Regions from separate parts of the Mus musculus genome. Here all the other regions are linked to region 1. The links are chromatin loops, found by intact Hi-C in ENCODE. Cell type or tissue: gastrocnemius. All regions are shown on one strand. Links, peaks and the distances in the headings refer to the core of each region. The heading gives the core; the rest is flanking DNA.

The links. A loop is a pair of places that touch in the nucleus more often than their neighbours do. Peaks named below come from ENCODE experiments on the same cell type or tissue, not always from the same donor. Only the 100,000 strongest peaks of a DNase experiment are listed, where the experiment ranks them.
Region 2: it touches region 1 in a loop (4-fold over the local background); 24 of 42 quality-filtered maps call a loop at or near these places.
Region 3: it touches region 1 in a loop (2.2-fold over the local background); 6 of 42 quality-filtered maps call a loop at or near these places.

The regions. Positions count from the first base shown.
Region 1 is chr11:76,164,606-76,169,605 of GRCm38, reverse strand. It overlaps Vps53 (VPS53 GARP complex subunit), which reads left to right. Exons shown (of 22, transcript NM_026664.4): 3 at 3,358-3,407. All of the region lies in intron 2 of Gm46252 (a long non-coding RNA gene), which reads right to left. Among named protein-coding and RNA genes, the nearest start is that of Vps53, 13 kb to the left of the region's middle. In gastrocnemius, for the core only: a CTCF peak has its summit at 2,017 (motif pointing right); DNase peaks (open chromatin) are centred at 421, 2,026 and 2,307; H3K27ac peaks cover 683 bases.
Region 2 is chr11:75,777,908-75,786,111 of GRCm38, reverse strand. It overlaps Doc2b (double C2, beta), which reads left to right. Exons shown (of 9, transcript NM_007873.3): 2 at 1-19; 3 at 4,417-4,491; 4 at 5,748-5,857; 5 at 5,947-6,073. Among named protein-coding and RNA genes, the nearest start is that of Gm12339, 14 kb to the left of the region's middle. In gastrocnemius, for the core only: a CTCF peak has its summit at 3,985 (motif pointing left); a DNase peak (open chromatin) is centred at 3,982.
Region 3 is chr11:75,709,903-75,718,106 of GRCm38, reverse strand. No RefSeq gene overlaps it. Among named protein-coding and RNA genes, the nearest start is that of Ywhae, 19 kb to the left of the region's middle. In gastrocnemius, for the core only: a CTCF peak has its summit at 3,973 (motif pointing left); a DNase peak (open chromatin) is centred at 2,376; H3K4me3 peaks cover 473 bases; H3K27ac peaks cover 759 bases.

The DNA of each region.
Region 1 (5,000 bases), core at 1-5,000:
TCTAAAACTCAGAGTCATCAGGTTGGCACAGCAAGATCTTTTACCTGCAGAGCCATTTCACTAGCCCTCTTTGATTTTTAAAATGCAGTTCCACATCTGCATAATTATTTTTCGGGATTCTTAGAAAGCAATGTTGTATGAAGAAGAAGAGGAGGAGGAGAATGAGAGAGAGAGAGAGAGAGAGAGAGAGAGAGAGAGAGAATAATGTAGTTTAACCAAGACCTTCCTGTCTAAAGGTAATTCATTTCTTGAATTAGCAAATTATCAAATGTCTACTGTAGTGCAGTCAGTATTGATCAGTATTGATTGATTGGTGTGGAATGGCCTCCCAGGCATATGGCTAAGTGAAATGGCCTGGTGCAGCTGATCCTTGGATGTGCTTTTAACTCAGACTGTCTGAGAAAGTAAGCCAGAAGCTGGCTCGGAGCCATGGCTTCTGCTCAAGAGAAGCTGCAGTCAGGTGGAACTGGGCAAGCGGAAGCCTGCATTTCACTACGTGCTCTTACTGTCTAGATTTTTGCTTGTGAATATGTTTTGACAATTTTAAATACCTTATAAATATTTTATACTTGTAATTAAAACAGTCTTATAGTGTGTAATTATATATGATATATACATAGTTATCCATGAGTATGTAAGACATATTATCTTGTATGTCCCTCATTTAGAGGTGTGGTAACAAAGCAGAATTCCTGGCTGCCTTCATCCAGATTTCTCAAATACTTTGTTTTTCTTTTGAGACAGGGTGTCTCTGTGTAGCCCTGGCTGTCCTGGAACTCGCTCTGTAGACCAGGCTGGCCTCGAATTTAGAGATCTGCTTGGCTCTGCTTTCTGAGGAGTGCTGGGATAATGATGTGTGCCACTACCATCTGGTCTTAAAACATTTTTTAAGTCAACGTGTGTGTGTGTGTGTGTGTGTGTGTGTGAGAGAGAGAGAGAGAGAGAGAGAGAGAGAAACAGACAGAGACACAGACAGAGAGAAAGACAAAGGGGAGGAGAGAGAGGGAGGGGGACAGAGAGAGACAGACAGACAGACAGACAATGACTATATACACAGACTGGTAGAAGGCTCAACAGGTAAGGCACGTGCCCCTAAGCCTGAGGACCTATGTGAGGACTTATGTTCAGTCCCAGGACTCACACAACAGAAGAGACCCGACCCTCACAAGCTGTCCTTTGAGATTTGTGCTCAAGCCGTGGTACTTGTGTGCACATACCTGCACTTAAGTGCACACGTGCGCGCGCGCGCGCGCACACACACACACACACACACACACACACACACACACACACACTCTCACTACTGTTGCTTTAAGAGGGCTCCAAGCCGGGCGTGGTGGTGCACGCCTTTAATCCCGGCACTCAGGAGGCAGAGGCAGGCGGATTTCTGAGTTCGAGGCCAGCCTGGTCTACAAAGTGAGTCAGGACAGGACAGCCAGGGCTACACAGAGAAACCCTGTCTCGAAAAAAGCAAAACAAAACAAAACAAAACAAAAAAAGAGGGCTCCAGCAGAGTTAGTAGGCCAGGAGCTGTTATGCTCATTTTCCTTAGAAACTCAGGGATGTTGAACAACTGCCCTCCAGCGAGTTGGCAGTGGCAGAGTGGACGAGTGTGTGGTCCTGGATAACTCACTGGCTGTTCTGACATGGGCAGTGATTTAAATCATACACAGTCCAGTTGTGAAGGGACTAACATAACAGAGTAGGAACAAGTTCACCCCACCTGAGTTGTTTTCCTCATTAAAATAGCTTCTCTTTTCTGAATTTCACTTTCACCGCTGGCTGACTATTCTTGGATTTCTGAAAATTCCGAGTAAGCCTTGGCTTAGCGGAAGTTGTGTGAACAGGGTAATGTGGCATCTCAGGTCTGTTCCTGGAAGGTTTCTGGCTTCCTCCTGTAGCAGAGAGCCAGAAGCAATTTTTAATTTTTAAGCGTAGTTCCTCCTGAGAAAAAGTATCTGTTGGGGAAAAGGCCAAGGGAATTAGAAAATTACCATCCTCCCATCTTCCACCAGGGGGCACCATTTCACCGTATTTTCTTTCGAGGTTTGCTTGTTTTCACTATTCCATAGCAGTCAGTAGAGATGAATTAAAATATAGACAAATACTCAGCCACCACTGCCTGATTTTTTTTTTTTTAAAGAGACTCACTAAGTAGACTGCTACTCAAACTTGTGATCCTCCTGCCTCAGACTCCTGAGTGCTGGCATTACAGGTGTGTACCATTGTGCTTGCTTGAGCAGACTCATGAACTTTCCCAGGTGAAGGGCACCATCACTCAAGGAGGACCCTGAGGACTAACACAGTGTCCTCGGTGAGCCTCTCTGGCTGTGTCAGCCACTGCTTCCTCAGAGAGCTGCTGTTGGACTCGGGTGAGAAGTAGCCCCCCCCCTGCTTTGGGATTGCATCAGTGGGGTTGTGTCATCTGCAGCCTTGCTCCTGACTTTCCCCAGCAGTGGTGTGTAAGAATTAGGCATCTTGGTATGGCTGTATCCATTCATCCCATGTCTTTCTATAGTTTGTTTTATAGTCATATTTTTTTTTCTTTCGAGGCAGGGTCTCACTTTGTAGTGCTGGCCAGCCTAGAACTCAAGAGACTCCCCTGGCTCTGTCTCCTGAGTGCTGGAAATACAAGCTTGCACCATCTCATCCAGGCCACAACCTTGTATGTCCTGTGTTAGCAAACTTCCCATAAAGGTCAAGACAGTCTTCTAAGCTTTATAGGTCCCGCAGTGCCCGGTACAGCTTCCCAGCTCTGCCACCACAGTACATGAGCAGCCACAGCCACATGGGAGTTGACTAATGTGGCTGCCTTCCAATAAAGCTTCAAAAAGAGAACAGATAGTATTTGTCAGCTATGCTTAGGGGCTGGGAAGATGGCTCAGTACGCACTGCTGAGGGTGAAAAAGTGTGGCGACTGAGTCTGGTTCCTGAGCACACATGTAGATGCTGGGCATGGTGGCTTGCCTATACTCTCAGCACTCAGAAGGTGAAGACAAGGGGTTTCCAGAGCAAGCTGGCAGGGAAGACTAGGTGGATCGGTGAGCCTTGGGTGTGAGAGACACTACCTCAGTACATAAGGTGGGCAGTGAGGAAGACTCCTGATGTCACCCTCTGGCCTGTGCATCTGTGTGTTCAAAGAATGGACATACATGCCTACACACATGTACACCATGTGCACATGTACACAAACCAAAACATTTTAAAAAAATAAGATGATTTTTAAAAGAATTAAATGTGCTATCAAGATCAAACTTCTTGAGGTGTCACAAACATCCCTTGAGTGCATTATTTCTCTGTGAAAGAAAATTCCAACAAGGACATTAACAGCCAGCAATCTTCTTTTCTTTATTGTAGTCTCTGGCAAACATTGACGATGTTGTGAACAAAATTAGACTGAAAATAAGGTAAGTAATGCCATATGCTTTTTTAATGAAAGGCATATTGTTAATCTAGTCATATCTGAATCACATTTTTTGATGAAAGCACTGAAATCTCAAATTTAAAAGTAATTCTTCTCTTGTGGCTTTTCATGTAAACTCTATGGCAAAGAGCTTGATTCTTTGGCCAGTGTTTTACTGCCCATACAAAACGAAGGGAGCTGGAACAGACTGTTCAAAAGCAGTTACCATCAGGCGGGCTGTCGTGGTGCACACCGTTAATCCCAGCACTCAGGGGTAGACACAAGTGGATCTCTGAGTTCAGAACCAGCCTATTTTATATAGCCAGGGCTGTACAGTGAGACCCTGTCTTAAAACAAAACAAGACCAAAAAAAAAAAAATCATCAGGGCTGGGAATGTAACTTAGAAGAGTGCTAACCCAGCATAATAACATGAAGCCCCAGATTCAGTCCTAAAAGCATGGCATAAACCCATAAACCACGTATGGGTGCAAACACTTATAGTCTTAGCACGTGGGAGGGAGAGGCAGGAGAGGCAGGAGAGGCAGGAGAATCAGAAGTTCAAGGTCATCTTTGGCTACGTGGTAAGCTTGAGACCTGTCTGGGATTTATGAGACCTTATCAAAAAAAAAAAAAAAAAAAAAAAAAGGAAAAAAGGAGAAAGAAGAAAAGTTAACTTTCAAAGAAGGAATAACTTTTCTATAACGTTTAATGCTTTTATTCTTTAATAGGTTTGCCTATTTTGTAGTACTAAGACCAGCTATGGAGATGAGGTTATATCTTTTGGTCACCTGTAACTATAATATTGAATCTGCAGGTTGACTTAGGTGTGGCCCAGAATTAAACTTTATGGTTAACCCAGAGCCTCACTGTCCATGTCATCATTAGGTGCTTCCTGCCCAGTGGTCTTCTTCTGCCTTATCCACGTCTGCATTTATACATTTGGTACCTGAGAGGTACTAAACAAACGTCTTTTCATTATATAAGTAGCTTGACTACGTTGCTCCAAATTAATTTGGGGAGTTTGTATGTACTCATTTGTTTCCTTTTAAAAATATTTATTTTATAGATGGGGTCTCTCTCTCTCTCTCTCTCTCTCTCTCTCTCTCCCTCTCTTTCTCTCTCTCTCTCTCTATAGTCCCTGGCTGTCTTGGAACTCACTATGTAGACCAGGCTGACTTCAAACTCAGAGATCCACTTGCCTCTGCCTTCAAAGTGATAGTATTTGAATGTGTGTACCACCATATCCAGCTTGGTTTTATTTGACTTTTTTTTGATGAGAAGACATTTTAAAAATTGAAAATGTTCATTTTGAGTCTAGAAGATGAGTTGTTCCCCTCCCCCACCAAGTTCTTTAGATCTTTTGGTAAAGGGCACTGCCATAAATGTGTCGTCCACTGTTGCCTTAGGAAGCACAAAGAGGAGCTAGAGAGGAGGCTTGTTTATTAAAGCACTTGTCGCTCTTAACACGAAGACCTGGGCTTGGCTACCAGCTCCCACACAGTGGCTCACAACCATCTATAACTACTCCTGGGTGATTTGACACTCTCTGCTGACCTCTGCAGGCACTAGGCATACATATGGTACACATGCATACAT
Region 2 (8,204 bases), core at 1,566-6,565, 390 kb after region 1:
CACCATCAGCAAGGCCAAGGTAGGCTCTGCGCCAGCCTCAGCTCGGGGTTCAGGAAGGAGGCAGGGTCCTGCCCGTCCATCTGTCCAGACTTCCCTGGTGTCCCTGCTATATAGAGTGCAGCTGCCCACTTCCCAGATTGGCCAGAGTGGGATAGGGTGGGATTACAGAAAGCCAGGCAGCTTTTGGAGCCTGGGAGGGGTCGCTGAGGAAGGGGGAGATATGGAGAATGTCTTGCGGGGGTTGGGGGAGACAAAGGAGGTTGGATTCCACTGTCCCCGGGTCTCTCCAAGTTCCAGCTGCTAGGCTCCCTAGAGTCCCTAAGAAGTTTCTATGCTGGAAGTCACAGGTACTACTGAAGAAGCTAGGCTCTAGGCAGGGTGGTAGCCATTGGGTCTGAACCCCAGAGGTCCTCTAAGCCTTTCTGTGGAGGGTTGTGGACATCTATAGACCTAGAGAGACTGGTCAGACCCTATTCCCTGTGTCCCTCTGTGGCTCTGCATTGAACCTGCGTCTGTTCCATGGTCTCATCCACACCGTTCCCTTCACACTGCTCCCTCTGGGAGAAAGGTGCCAAAGCTGATGTTTTCCAGAAAGGTAAGGGCCCGTGTGGCCATTAGAGAGCCTTGTAGGACTGTGGAAAGGCCTGGGCCAGCCCAGCACACATGGAATAGCTTCCAAGTGCTGCCTGGCCTAGGCCTCACTTAGCACCCCCAACCTGTTGTATCTTCCTGCCCTTCTTTCTGACCCACCTTGCCACTGAGGGGCTGCCCTTGGCTCTGTGCCTAGAGGGACACCCCATGCCATATCTCTACCCAGCCTGGGTCACTCATGTGAACTGCCATGGGCAATTATGAGAACCATCTACATTGGGCTCAGGGCCCAGGCTGGGTACTTGAAGGCCCTGCCACTCCATCCTGCATCCCTGCTCACTCCTCTGATTCCTTTTTAGGGTGTGATAGCCCATCAGAGCTGAGCACCTGGTAACCCCAACCTGGCAAGGGAGAGGCAGACTGCAGGGCCAGGCAGAGCCCATCCTACCCTTCCTCCTGGCTTAGCAGAGCTTGTCTGGCTTGGGGACCAGCTGTCAGATCACTCTGGTAGAGGCCAGTTTCCCTTGCCCCATCTCAGAGCCTGGGGTTCCTGCTGCCTTCTCCCTGTTCCCGGTGTGTGTGTGTGTGTGTGTGTGTGTGTGTGTGTGTGTATGTGTATCCGTGCCTGTGTGCACAGATCATCTTGGGTACTGGTGTACATGGAGGTGAGGACCAGAGGCCTATGAACCATGGTGACCCTGTTCTTCTCTGTAAGTGTCTACAAAAAGGAGGACAGGCCTGGGAAATACTGAGGCCCCAGAGGGGAGCCACAGAGTTTAAACTGAAGAGGGGCAGGGTTCACACGCAGAGCCTCATGGGAATCCATGGTATATGGACTTCCTAGGCTGCCTTCTGACTTGGTGTCTTAGTTAATTTTCTGTTGCTATGATAAAACACTGACCAAAAGCAACTTGAGAAGGAAAGGGCTTGTTTTTATCTCCCAGCTTGTATCTTCATCATCCAGGGAACTCAGGGCAAGTACCTGGAGACAGGAGCTGATGTAGAGGCCAGTGAGGAGTGCTGCTTACTGCCTTGTTCCTCATGGCTTGCTTTCTTCTTAGCCAACCTAGGGGGACATTTTCTCTTCTCAAATGAAACCCACCTTGCACCAGGTTGACATAAAACTAACCAGGTCACTTGGTCACCGTCATCCCCCAGGAGAGGATGTATCTCAGTTGGTTATCTGTAACAGGACTCACCTCACACCGGGTGTGGCTGGTGAGCCAGGTAGAAATAATACACTTGGCACCCAGCACTTTGTCTAACACTGTCTTGCAGGGTACTGCCAAGGAACACACAGGTAAACTTAAGGCTCACCATTCCAAGCAGTGCCCAGGAGAACCCCAACAGAGCCACAGCACTGGGAGACCAGGGTTACTTCTTAACTGTGATAAAATATCACACACAGGAAACTTAGCAGCCGAATGCTGGGGTGGCTATATTCCATCGCTGCCGGCCATCCCCGAGCCTCTGAGCCTGCCAAGCTGAAACGCCTTGCCCTCAGAACAGCTGCCTATCTCCCCTTGCCACTCCTTACTGGCACAAGCTGCCCCTCCCCATTGTCTGCAGGGACCTTGCAGGGACAAAGTCATGCAGTTTCTGTCCCTGTGCACCAGGCCATCTCACCTTATGGTGTCTCTCTAGGCTGAGCACTAGGAACCCCAACTTTGACTAACCAAAAAGTCCCAGTCCCTAATACCTAGTGAACAGTAGCCCCTGGGCAGTGCAAGGATGACAAGAACTTGGCTGGGGGGAGTCTATCCTCTGTAAGCCAGGTCCTCTCAATGCTAGTAGTATGGCCTCATATAGCATCTCCCTGTCCATCTCTGGGACAGTGACACCTACTTTTATCGCTTGGCAACACAAAAAGCTGATGGGATCTGCCTGAGACAACCCCTTTCCTACCTGTGGCCGAGCACAGCCTCCTTCCCCTCTCCTGGATTCAGTCAGCTCCTGGGGGCTATCCACGTAGGCCCCTGCAGGGCAGACCCTAGACTCAGGGGACAGGGATGCTGCCTGAGCTAGTGTCATTGTGTGAACCCAGCCTCTGGCTGAACCCATCATCCCTTACTTCTTCTACACCAGTGTGTGGTGCTCTGGGATGCCCAGGGACCTGCTAGGTAGACGGGTGTGAAAGTAACATCAGGGACCAACCATAGACTAGGGAGCCAACGGGCAGAGCATACCTCATTGCCAGCTTAGCATGACAGCTGCCCCTGTCCCAGCCAGCCCTTGTGGATGCCCCAGGGCCTCAGAAGTTGGACTGGTATGTATTTGCACTATCTCTGGCCAGTCTCCTGCCTCAAAGATCTACAAGGGCAAAGAGAAACCCGTGAAAATGTTGTAAACATAAGCAAATGTGCAAGAAGTAGAAATAAAACAGAAACCCACATTTGTCCCCTACTGAGGCTGGGCCCCCAGATCCCCCACCCCCCCAGGGCAGCTCCCTGGGGGTAGGATCTGGCAGTGAGTGTGAATGGCCACCATTATCAAGGTACACACACTTCCTCCAGGTCAAGCCTCAGTAGCTCTGAGCCTAGCTTAAATCCCTACCCTCACCCAGCTACTTCTCTGATACTGTCTGAGAGCCTGGAAAGGGGAGAGGAGTCGCACCCATTCGCCCACACCTGCATTCCTCCTTGTTCTGTTCCACTCAGACTGTGGGAATGATTAACGCTTCCCCTGTGATAAAGCTGAGACTATTGAGTCTAACTAGAAAGTTCAGAGGCCTGGGGACACACAGAAGAGAAATGATGGGTGGGTGCCCCACCTGAGAGCTCCTTCAAGCCCATAGAGCTGGACCTGGAAGAAAGATCTGGGGCACAGTCTTAGGGTTTTACAGCTGTGAACAGGCGCCATGACCAAGGCAACTCTTATAAAAGGCAACATTTAATTGAAGTTGGCTTACAGGTTCAGAGGTTCAGTCCATTATCATCAAGGTGGGAGCATAGCAGCGTCCAGGCAGATGTGGGGCTGGAGGAACTGAGAGTTCCACCTCTTGTTCTGAAGGCAGCTAGATTAAGACTGGTCTTAAAGCCCACACCCACAGTGACACACTTTCTCCAACAAGGCCACACTCACTCCAACAAGGCCACATCTCACTCCAACAAGGCCACATCTCCATATAATGTCACTCTTTGGGCCAATCATATTCAAACTACCACAGCCATCTGGCCAGGAATGGAGCCATTCCAGACGTGTGCATCTGGAATATAGTCCACGCACACCTCTGCTGCCTCCCTATTCCCCACCCCCATAGGCCTTCAGCACCAGAAAGGAGTAAACTTAATTCCCAGGCTAGCTGAGCCCTTGTGAGTCCCCTACCCTAAGCTGTACATTCCTGGGCTGGCGGAAGAAACTGAAGTCAAAGTTATCAAGGGGTGCCATCTTGTGGAAGGACACTCCATGGCAGGCAGCCGGTGACTTCTAGGGACACCAACCAGCAAATGCAGAAGGAAATGGCAGCTGACCTCCCGGACTCGGACCGAAGTGCCTTCCCAGCATCCACAGGAATGTAGGGATGAGTGTACAGCCAATCATGGAGACTTGGGGTCAGAGAGGGAAGACCCAACAAGGAGTGGTGTCTGGAAAGTGGGGAGAGAGACAGGCCTCCCCAAGTTTAGAGTGAGGTGTGTCTTCTGGGTTCAGTTTGTCAAGAAAGTAAGAAATGAAAAGCCCCAGGGGCCAGAGTGTGGGAGAGGGAAGCCACCCCAGCACTGTTAGGCCTTATCTTCAGGGAGACTGGAAATGTCAGAGAGGAGGCCCTGCTCAGCAGGCCTCTTGTTTCCCCTCTCTCAACTCACACCCTCTCTGGTCTCTACTCAGGGCCTGAAGCCGATGGACCACAATGGACTGGCTGATCCCTACGTCAAACTACACCTGCTGCCTGGAGCCAGCAAGGTGAGGGTTTCTACCCCAGGCATGGCCCTGGCTTGGCACTCATGGTCTCCCTGGAACCTCACAAGTCCATTACCTATATGCCCCAGAGAATGTCCCACTTACATTTCCCACGAAGCCATTTTAGCCTGGAGTTCATATTACAAAAAAAAAAAAAAAAAAGAAAGAAAGAAAAGAAAAGAACTCCTTGGGGTCAGATGTGACAACACATGCCTTTCATATAGCACTCAGGAAGCAGAGGCAATAGATAGAGTCCCATGTGTTAAAGGTCAGACTGGCCTACATACATAGTGAAGCTCAGGCCAGCCCGGGATGCAGGGGTGCATAGCGCCTGCCTGCAAGACCTTCAGTGTGTTGATGGACTTCAGTGTGTTGTGGCTTCACAATGGGGACTGTGTGGGAGGCATTAGCCTGGTTTATTTGACACAGAACCCCTGTTCCTGCTCCCCTGCCGGGCGACCCAGTAGAGGCAATATTTCACCCATAAGGTGTTCACTAGGAAAGCATGGGTTACAGGCAGAGTGAAGACCCTGAGCAAAGGGGAGGGGAACGAAGGTGATCCAGGAAAGTGGTCCAGTTGTGCCACTGGCTTTGGATACACTGCCAGTCTTAATATGGAACTCTCTTATGGGGAAGAGGGCCGGGGCTGCAGTCTTGGGTCAGGCTAATGCCTGTTAAGTTGGACATTTCAACTTTCCAGTTGGAATGAGTCACAGAGCAACCTCCCATTCCCTACAGGACCACCCCATAGCCACCACCTCTGTTCTGTTACTGTTGCCAGAGTCTGGGGGCAGGATGCTTCACACATTAATTTTCTGTGGTTACCTCAACAAGTTCTCACCGCTTGGCCATTTAAACATGCCCATCGCCTGCCTCCCTGGTCTGCTGGTCATCAGCCAGGCAGGTTGCACTGACTGACTGGACCAGAAGTCGAGATGCCAGCAGGACTGTGTCCAGTCTGGGGACAGTCATTCCCTCTCCTGTCCAAATAGAGGCTGCACACTTCCCCAGCTGAGCAGGCCCTGTCTCTCCTGACTCTACTTTTACTGCTAGTGACCTTGTGACCACAGGGCTATTTGAATGCCTCCAATAAGCTTGCTGGTTTTAAGTCAGCTAAATAACAGTGTCGGTTTCACCTTCTGCCCTCAGGTCCCTTCCCCTGTGTCAGATAGTACCTCTGTGAATGGAAGGACCAGGCCTGCCACCTTTGAGGCCACACTCATTCAGGATCAAAATAAGATCACTCTGTCTTTTTCCAGGCAAATAAGCTCAGAACAAAAACTCTTCGGAACACCCTGAACCCCTCGTGGAACGAGACCCTCACTTATTACGGAATCACGGATGAGGACATGGTCCGAAAGACCCTGAGGTGGGTGAGGGCCCCTGTGCCTACACCCCACCCGGGGACGCCCTACCGCTTGTGAATTCCCACTGACTGTGGAAGCCCATCGCCCCCAGGATCTCCGTGTGTGATGAGGACAAATTCCGCCACAATGAGTTCATTGGAGAGACTCGGGTGCCCCTGAAGAAGCTGAAGCCCAATCACACCAAGACATTCAGCATCTGCCTGGAGAAGCAGCTGCCGGTGAGTGGAAGAAGGCTCTGGCACCGCAGCCGTGCAGGAGTTTACTGAGCAGCTACTATGTGACAATACTGTGTTTCAGGCACAGTTGCAGGGAGATGGAAGGAACTTGCTTCCTGTTGATGGCACAGGAGTGGGGATAATTCATGGAGCAGAGAGCATAGTGGAGGGGGCAAGTCTAGGAGGGGACATCACAGAAGTGGCAGGGCACCTTCCACAAGTGACAAGGTAACAATTCTTGTGGCGCTGAGGACTAAATCTAAGACCTGAGTAATTAAGAAGAGCTCTTCCACTGAGCTGCGTTCCAGCCCTTTTAAAGTTTTACTTTTAGAAAAATTTTAAATGTTCTAAATGTGTATGTAATGTAGTGTATATGAATATATATGTATGTGTGTAGTCTATGTGAGTGTGTGTGCAGTGGGTAGAAGTGTGAATATGTAAGCTTATATGTAACATAATGCATATGAGTATACGCAGGTGTGTGTGTATAATGTATGTGAGTGTGTGCTTATATGTAATGTGGTGTGTGTGAGTATATACATGTGTGTGTATATGTGTAGTCTATGTGAGTGTGTGTGCAGTGGGTAGATATGTGACTATATAGGCTTGTATGTAACATAACGTGAATGAGTATGTGCAAGGGTGTGTGTGCACGCACACACACACGCGCATATGGTCTATGTGAATATGTGTGCAGTGGGCAGATGTGTGAATGTGTAGACTTGTATGTAACTTAGTGTTATGAGTGTATTCATGTGTGTTCACATGTGTGTGGGGTGTCTATGTGAGTGTGCGTGCAGTAGGCAAATGTGTGAATGTGTAGGCCTGCCATCAACACAAGAGTGTCTTCTTTAATGGCTCTCCTCCTCACTTTTTGAGACAGGTTCCCACTGAGCCCAGCGCTCACTAACTACTCTTACTAGCCAGTGATCTTGGACTCTCCTGTGTCCACCCCCCGTTGCTAGGATTTCAGATTTGAGCCACCAAGCCCAGCTTCCCAGTGATGCTAAGGACCCACTCTTACATGGCAGGCACTTGGCTGTACTAGCCTTGAGCTTCCTCTACAGCTCAGATTGGCAGTAAACTCTTTTTTGTTCTGTTGTTTGTTTGTTTTTTATATTTAAGTCATGATTTCTCTGTGTAGCCCTGGCTGTCATGGAACTCACCCTGTACACCAGGCTGGCCTTGAACTCAGAAATCTGTCTGCTTCTGGGATAAAGGTGGGTGGCTTCCTCCACCACCTGGCTGACAGTGAACTCTTGATCCTCCTGTCTCAACTTCCTCAGTCACTAAGAGTGGCTCAAGGCAGGGCATGGTGTTATTTTAACAGGTTCCCTGCCTGGTGGGCTCAGAATGGCCAGAAGCAGAGGAAGGCGAGGGTTGATCCAAGAACCAGATACAATGGGCTGGATGGAGACAAAGGCCTGCCGCCAGGGCAATTCCAATTCCTTCACTAAGGACAACTCAATTGGAGCGTGTTAGGCCAGGAGAGCCATGAGATGCCCAGAGGAGACAGCACATAATTCTCTCTGAGACATTGTAATTGTTCAGCATGATGTCATGACAAATTTGGCCCCCAGTTGTCTTCAGCAGCTGAGCCCTCCCAGAGCCTTGGTGCCTGTTCCTTTCCAATCACTTTCCTGTCTGCCTTCTCACTTCATCTCTCCTTCCTCTGGTTTATAGGGCAGAGGGTCTAAGGAGCCCCAGTGCTCAAGGCTAAAGACAGGCTAAGCCCTTTATCTCCTAATGTCAGGACATGTCTGTTTACTCAAAGCCTAAGCCAAACAGAGGAATCCCAGCATTTAATCCCTGTGTGCCAGGCCCGGCAGGACTAGACCCTGGAACATGGCTGCTCCAAAAGCTGGACCCAAGTCCAGCCCTTAGAATCCAGCCAGCAGCTGAGACAGTGCCTTTGTGCGTGGATTTCTCAGACTGTATTCTCATGTCACATTCTCTCCACTCGGGTGCATGCGTGATGGGTAGAACTTTCCATGTCACTTGAGGTGACCCAAATTTTCCAAATGGTGTACACCTTTCAGGAGGGCACTTCCAGCTCCCATATCCAAGTTCTGACCTCAGATTAAACAAAACTCTGTGCCTGTGGATGCATGAATGCTCATGGAGTATATGTGCA
Region 3 (8,204 bases), core at 1,566-6,565, 450 kb after region 1:
GGGTTTTTTTGGTTTTACAAGACAGGGTTTCTCTGTGTAGCCCTGTCTGTCCTGTAACTCACTCTGTAGACCAGGCTGGCCTCAAACTCTGAAATCTGCCTGTCTCTGCCTCCCAAGTGCTGGGAGTAAAGGCGTGTACCACCACTGTTCGGCAACACAGATCCTTGTATATTCATGTTTATTGCCACTCTACTCTTTAAGCAAGGAGGAATCAACCTAGGTGTCCATGAATAGATACATGGATGTGAAAATGTGGTACACCTGTACGATGGAATCTTATACAATCATGAAGAAAAATTAAATTTGAGCTGGAGCAGTGGCTCAGTGGCTTGGAAAATGCACTGCTCTTTCAGAGGAACTGAGTTCAGCTCCTAGCATCTCTGTCAGGCAGATCACAATTGCCTGTAACCTCAGCTCCAGGAGACCAAACACCCTTTTCTGACAATGTAGGCATCTACACACACATACACACATACACACACACGACACTCACTCACACTATACATACACACACACATTTAAAAAAATGAAGTTTACGGGAATATGCATGAAACCAGAAGTTATTGAAGTGACCCACACAGAGGAAGACATATACAGCATATTCTCTCTGTATATGTGGGATCCCAGCTTTTAATCTGAAGGCATACGTATTTATATGGAGGCAGGAGTTGGGAGAGATTATAAAACTGGAAGGGGGCCCATGGGAGGGGAGAGAGAGGCTCTGAGAAAGGAGGGCTGTGGTAGTTTGAATGAGGAACATCCCCCATAAGCTCACTGTTCAGAGAGATTCAGCTGAGGAAATATGTTGAACAAAAAAAGAACATGTAAAAGATAATACAATACTCAGGCTCTCTTACAACTAATTATGATTTCTTTCTTAAGGCAGCTGTTCTGGCTCTCCTCACTGCCACACGGCTTATAAACGCCATTCTTGGGCTTTTATGATTTATGTATTCATTTTATGTATATGAGTACACCATAGCTGTCTTCAGCCACATTACAGATGGTTGTGAGCCACCATGTGGTTGCTAGGAATAAAACTCAAGAATAGTCAGTGCTCAAGCAGGGCCTGGTGGCACACGCCTTTAATCCCAGAGGCGGATTTCTGAGTTCGAGGCCAGCCTGGTCTACAAAGTGAGTTCTAGGACAGCCAGGGCTACACAGAGAAACCCTGTCTCGGAAAACCAAAAAAAAAAAAAAAAAAAAAAAAAAAAAAAAAAAAAGAATAGTCAGTGCTCTTAATCACTGAGCCGTCTCTCTAGCCCACACCATTCATTTTTTGAACCCGGGTCTCACTGCTTAGCCCTTGAACTCCAGCCCTGGCTAAAGCAAGACTGCATTCAAACAAACAAACAACAACAAACAAAAACAATGAGCAAAACAGGTAATAGATGCCATTCCTTTTGTTGTGTTCTTTTTGCTATAACACATGACTCTTGATAGCATTTGGGCCCTGGCTCAAGTCAATTGTACCAATGCCCCTTGGCATTAACATGATCAAGCCCTTAGCTGTCACATAGATGGGATTCACTATAAAGTTGGGATCCCTAGAAAGTAGCATGTCCTGTTACTGAGCCACGGCCTTTAGGACCTACAACATCAAAGCATGCCAACATTAGAGATACTGCACATATGTTTGCCTGTGAATCCTGTGTCTATAGCATGAGGAGGCCGGAGGAGGCCATTAAGTCCCCTGTACCTGGAACTACAAGAGTTCTGAGCTGCTGTGTGTGTGCTGGGAATGGAAGCTAGGTCCTCTGCAAGAGCAGTCAGTGAGGTGAAACCACTTAGCCTCCTCTCCAACCCTGAATATTTTGAATATACTAAGTAATTTCTGTTGGGAGAAAACTTTTGTAAGACATTTCTATCCTTCCTTGCTTTTTTAAGGCATTTTCTGATTGGATTAATAGAAAGCAGAACAGCCAATAGGGAGACAGGAGGGGGTAGAAGAGACTTACATGGAGGAAGGAACTCTGGGAAGGACTCTGGGAAGGACTCAGATGTGTAGAGAATTCACCCACCAGGCATGGGGAAAGAACAGGTGTGGAGACTGAACACAAAGGAAAGACCTACTGTGGCCGAACATAGATTAGTAAAAATGGGTTAATAGGCGCCTCAGAGAAAAACGTTATAAATGGTGTCCAACGTGTGGGCACGTATATCCAAGGCTAGAGCCCGAGAAAAGTTCCAGACGGAACTTTTTCCGGCGGTAGAAATCCAAACTTAGGCATTGGGCAAGCCAGGCGTTAAAGAAGTGAAAGCGCCTGGGAAGGCGGGAGAACAGATGTGGCTTCCTAGCGACCCAGTCTCGCAGGCCAGTGCTCACAGTGTGGCTCCTTTAAGATGCCCCGCTGTGCAGCAAGTGGGCAGCCAAAGCAGGGTTAGGTTGCAAAAACTGCAGAGCAGGAGACAGTGTCCCTGGAACAAGCACTTCCCGGACAAAGGGCAGAGCCACAGTGTCTCTGGCTGGCTTAAGAATGCTCCCTGTGGGGCTGGAGAGATGGCTCAGTGGTTAAGAGCACCAACTGCTCTTCCAGAGGCCTTGAGTTCAAGTCTCAGCAACCACATGGTGGCTCACAACCATCTGTAATGGGATCTGATGCACTCTTCTGGTGTGTTTCTGAAGTCAGCTACGTGTAATCATAGAAATAACAATAAATAAAAAAAAAAAAAAAAAAAGAATGCTCTCTGTGAATGACTGCCCCTTCCGCGTCAGTAGTGGAGGCCGTAGGGCTAGACCCTTAAGGCTTGGCTCACGTGATCAGAGAATGGCTGCAGGTATGCAGAAAGTCAGGTCCAGACCAAGAATGCCTTTGAACAGGTACAGTATACTTGAAAATGTGCTTAGGTGCTGAAGAAAGAAGAAATTCGATGTAGTTTAAAAATAAAAAGTAGTTTAAAAATAAAAAGTAAAGTCTCCAAAGGAAGGTCAGAGAGCAATAGACATCTTTTGAAAGATGCATGGATGCCAGAGAAACTGAATATACAGTCATAGAATTGCTGAGTTTGAATATAAAAAGCAAAGTCTACGAAGGAAGAGAAAGAGAAACAAGTAAATAAAGATGTTTTGTACCCGGGCATGGTGGCGCGTGCCTTTGATCCCAGCACTTGGGAGGCAGAGGCAGGCGAATTTCTGAGTTCGAGGCCAGCCTGGTCTACAAAGTGAGTTCCAGGACAGCCAGGGATATACAGAGAAACCCTGTCTCGAGACAAACAAACAAAACAAAACAAAAACAAAATGGAAAACACGGGCTGGAGAGAGGTTCTGAGTTCAATTCCCAGCACCCATGTTGTGAACCACTATATATAATGGAATCCGATACCCTCTTTTGATGTGTCTGAAGACACCAACAGTATACTCACATATATAAAATAAAACTTAGCCAGGCAATGATGGTGCACGCCTTTAATCCCAGCACTTGGTAGACAGAGGCTGTCCTGGAACTCACTCTGTAGATCAGGCTCGAAAAACCAAAAATAAATAAATAAAATTTTAAAAAATTGAAAACACAATGAGAGAGGGCACCTGAACCCCATATAATTTTGTTTTGATTATAAGCATACAAATAATTGTATTCTGTAATGATCACAGTTCTTTTTATTATTAGTATGTATGTATGTATGTATGTATGTATGTATTTATTTGGTTTTTCTGGAGACAGGGTTTCTCTGTGTAGCCCTGGCTGTCCTGGAACTAACTCTGTAGACCAGGCTGGCCTCGAACTCAGAAATCCGCCTGCCTCTGCCTCCCGAGTGCTGGGATTAAAAGTGTGCACCACCACTCCCGGCTGATCACAGTTCTTTATAACCTCTCAGAAAATAAGAATAAGGCAGACTTAGATAAGGGAAGAACTGAGGAATAGATTACTAGATTAAAGGCCATGGAACAGAAATTATAGGCTTCTTTAAATCAGAGTAAAGCAGCTGATAAATCCAATCTAAAGCCTATGGTGCCACCTTGTGACAAGAATGCAGAATGGCAACCCATAGAGATGCAATATTCTGAAGTAAGAGTATAGATTATGTTTAATGATTCCAGCTTAGAGCAATGTCATCCAATAGCTTATATATTTCATTTTGTACAGTTTGTAGTCTTAAAGTATGTATATGTGTTACTACATCATACAATTGATTCCTATTCAGGATTTCAAGAGGCTTTTACCTAAAGCTCTAAAAAGGATGATTCTAAGATTGCACATTTATTAGAGTTGGTAGCTATCTTGTAGATTCCTTTGCAGATTGAAGCTGATGATGCCCTGGCATGTGTATCCATTAGAGTACAACAACTTTTTTAGACATAGTGGTTGTACTGGCTGGTTTTGTGTGTCTACTTGACATAGCTGGGGCTATCACAGAGAAAGGAGCTTCAGTTGGGGGGGGGATCTCCATGAGATCCAGCTGTGGGGCATTTTCTCAATTAGTGATCAAGGGGGGCCCTTGTGGGTGGTGCCATCCCTTGGCTGGAAGTCTTAGGTGCTACAAGAAAGCAAGCTGAACAAAGCAAGCCAGTAAGTAACATCCCTCCGTGGCCTCTGCATCAGCTCCTGCTTCCTGACCTGCTTGAGTTCCAGTCCTGACTTCCTTGGTGATGAACAGCAGTATGAAAGTGTAAGCTGAATAAACCCTTTCCTCCCCAACTTGCTTCTTGGTCATGATGTTTTGTCCAGGAATACAAACCCTGACTAAAGCCGGGCGTGGTGGCACACGCTTTAATCCCAGCGCTCAGGAGGCAGAGGCAGGCTCATTTCTGAGTTCGAGGCCAGCCTGGTCCACAAAGTGAGTTCCAGGACATCCAGGGCTATACAGAGAAACCCTGCCTCGAAAAAGAAAAAAAGAAAAAGAAGCCAGGCATGGTGGCACACGCCTTTAATCCCAGCACTTGAGAGGCAGAGGCAGGCGGATTTCTGAGTTCGAGGCCAGCCTGGTCTACAGGCTGGTCCAGGACAGCCAGGGCTATACAGAGAAACCCTGTCTCGAAAAACCAAAAAAAAAAAAAAAAAAGAAACCCTGACTAAGACAGTGGCTTAGAACATATTACAGATATATATTATAATCCTACTGGTGAGACAACTGTAAAAAAGTTCTAACTACAGCGTGAAGATGCTCATAGAACAAGAGCAGAATATGAGATCTACCAGAGACAGATTAAATAATACTTTATTGACTTCAAAAATTTTAAATGACAATGAGTCAGGTAGCACAGCTATTGAAAAAAACTCTGGATTTTAGAAAGAACTGTTGCGTTAAATCAGCCTATATATGTTATAACCTCAGACTGGGAAGTCAGGAAATGTGTTGCATTATGGGAGAGCTTATGCCTTTGTTTCAACAGAAAATGAAAAGCTGTGGACTCCTTCAAAATGAATAAAGATCAGATTAGACTGGGGTGGGAAGAGACCTCCTGAAAATCTTGACTGCAAACAGGAAGAAACCCAAAAGAATGAACAAGGGATGGATGGGGATGCTGCTCCCTCTGCACGGGGACAGCCCTGAGACTGCTGAGACGTGCAGGTCTATACAAGGCCAATAAACTTTCTTGGTGACAGTCATCAGGACTTGCATGCCATCCCTCCATATGGCATAGATGGAGATTTATATTAAAGTGTGGCTGTACAGACTTACAAAGTCTGATGCCTTTCATCTGAACCATCTTTAGCTGACTTGTGCACAAAGAACATTCCATACATGTGTTAATGCAGAGATGTATATTATCTAAAAGCTTCTGCTTTCAGAGCAAAAGGACGAGACACCAATGAAGACAAGTAGCTCAGGTGATCCAGCCTCACATGCTGTTTCCTCAAAAATTTACAGCCAGGGGCTGGTGAGATGGCTCAGTGGGTAAGAGCACCCGACTGCTCTTCCGAAGGTCTGGAGTTCAAATCCCAGCAACCACATGGTGGCTCACAACCATCTGTAACAAGATCTGACGCCCTCTTCTGGAGTGTCTGAAGACAGCTACAGTGTACTTACATATAATAAATAAATAAGTCTTTAAAAAAAAAAATTTACAGCCAGGAAAACCTCAAAATGGCTAGTTAAGATGGTCCAGCCTCACACACTGTCCAGCCAGGACTTCAGTTAAGCCCTCCCTGAAAGTCTTCATCACAAGAGACTGGACAGCAAATGATACAGCTTGCTTTCCCAGGATTGGGCATTATCCCAATTTTCATAGGATTCCCAAAAGATACCACTGACAGTAGTAAGCAGGCTTAAGAGAATGAAGTCCCCATTCCCAAGAGGTGGGGTGGGTGGTTATGGGTTGTTGGTTGAGTTGCTGATGTCGTTTGGGGAGGTTGGTCATAAGTTGTTAATGATCTTGGCTAGGGAGGAAACAAAGTAAAGGAGATCTGTCTCAGGCATCACTTTTTCTTTTCCTTTCCTCTATCCTTCTTTTTCTCCTATCCAGTGTTGGGGAAGAGAGGATGATAAGGAAAGTGTGTGTGTGTGGTGGGGGGTATGGGGATGGTGCGATGAAAGGGTAGATTATTCAATCTACTTTTAAAAAAGGATTTACTATGCCGGACTGTGGTGGCACACGCCTTTAATCCCAGCACTTGGGAGGCAGAGGCAGGTGGATTTCTGAGTTTGAGGCCAGCCTGGTCTACAAAGTGAGTTCCAGGACAGCCAGGGCCATACAGAGAAACCCTGTCTCGAAAATCAAACAAACAAAAAAAGATTTACTTATGTAATTGAGTACACTGTAGCTGTATTCAGACACACCAGAAGAGTGCATCAGATCCCATTACAGATGGTTGTGAGCCACCAAGTGGTTGCTGGGAATTGAACTCAGGACCTCTGGAAGAGCAGTCAGTGCTCTTAATCACTGAGCCATCTCTCCAGTTCTATTCAGTCTACTTTTAGACTAAAAAACAACTACTAGACTCAAATAGTTTACATTGGTATGGATTTTTGTACGATAGATTTTTTTTTTTTTTTTTTTTTTTTTTTTTTTTTTGTTTTTCGAGACAGGGTTTCTCTGTGTAGTCCTGGCATGCGCCACCACGCCCGGCTCTATGATAGAAATTTAAGGTTAGTTTTGGTACAACATATTACATGTTTCACCTTTTGTTTTAAGGTATTGTACCTATGTAACTATCTAAAATGTAAAGCTCTAGTTCTTTTGAACACTACTATTACAAACTGTTTAGGATAATTAAGAATTGCAAGATAGTAGTCAGTCAAACTCGTGGTCATGTTATGTACAGGTTTAGTTTATTACAAAAATAAGCTTTTATTTAGCCTATTGCAGATGTTTTCAAAGTAAAATAGTAAATAGCTAGAAACAAGCAACATTTGCCTATTCAGATATACTTTAGATAGATGATCTTCAAACCCTTCAGATATCTACAGAATATGGCATTTAAGATGTTTTAATAAGGGCTGGATGGCTCGGTGGTTAAGAGCACCAACTGCTCTTCTGAAGGTCCTGAGTTCAAATCCCAGCAACCACATGGTGGCTCACAAACATCTGTAATGAGATCTGACGCCCTCTTCTGGTGCATCTGAAGACAGCTACAGTGTACTTATATATAATAATAAATAAATCTTTTTTTTAAAAGTTAAGGTTAGCTTTATTGAATTATTTTAAACAAGACAAATAAAATTCTGGTTCAGTACTAAGATTCCCAGAAATTTTTTAGTTTTATAATGGGAGAATATGAATATAAACTTTTTACTCTTTTGTGCAAAACAAAGCAAATATAATCAAAATTGTTCAGCACAGAAATGCTGCTATGTCACAGTCTGACGGGTCCAATCTACCACAAATTTTCAGTGTTTATGTTAGAATCATGAGTTCTTCCTTGACAAGCCGCCTTTCCTGTCACTTGAATGAACATTAAAAGTCCAGGGTGTTTTTTAAGTGATCAAAGAGCAAACTAACACAATTCGGGGCTAAGGACCAATCATTGTCCAAAAGCCAAACCTATCTAGAAAGGGTCACCATAGAGCTGAAGACAGGTTCCTCTGCCATGGGAATCCGCTGTACAGATCCACACACTCTTCTTTTAAAGATGTTTTAATAACATAAGGCTGAGACACATCAGCTCCTAGCAGCACTCCACATGACTTAAAAGATAGACATGAAAGAACCTCCATTTGGAATTTTCTTCAAATATGACAAAGTTAGCCACCAAACAGGAAACTGCCTTTTCCTCTCCAGCTGACAGTATGATGGCCAAACTGTGGACAAGCAGAACATGGAG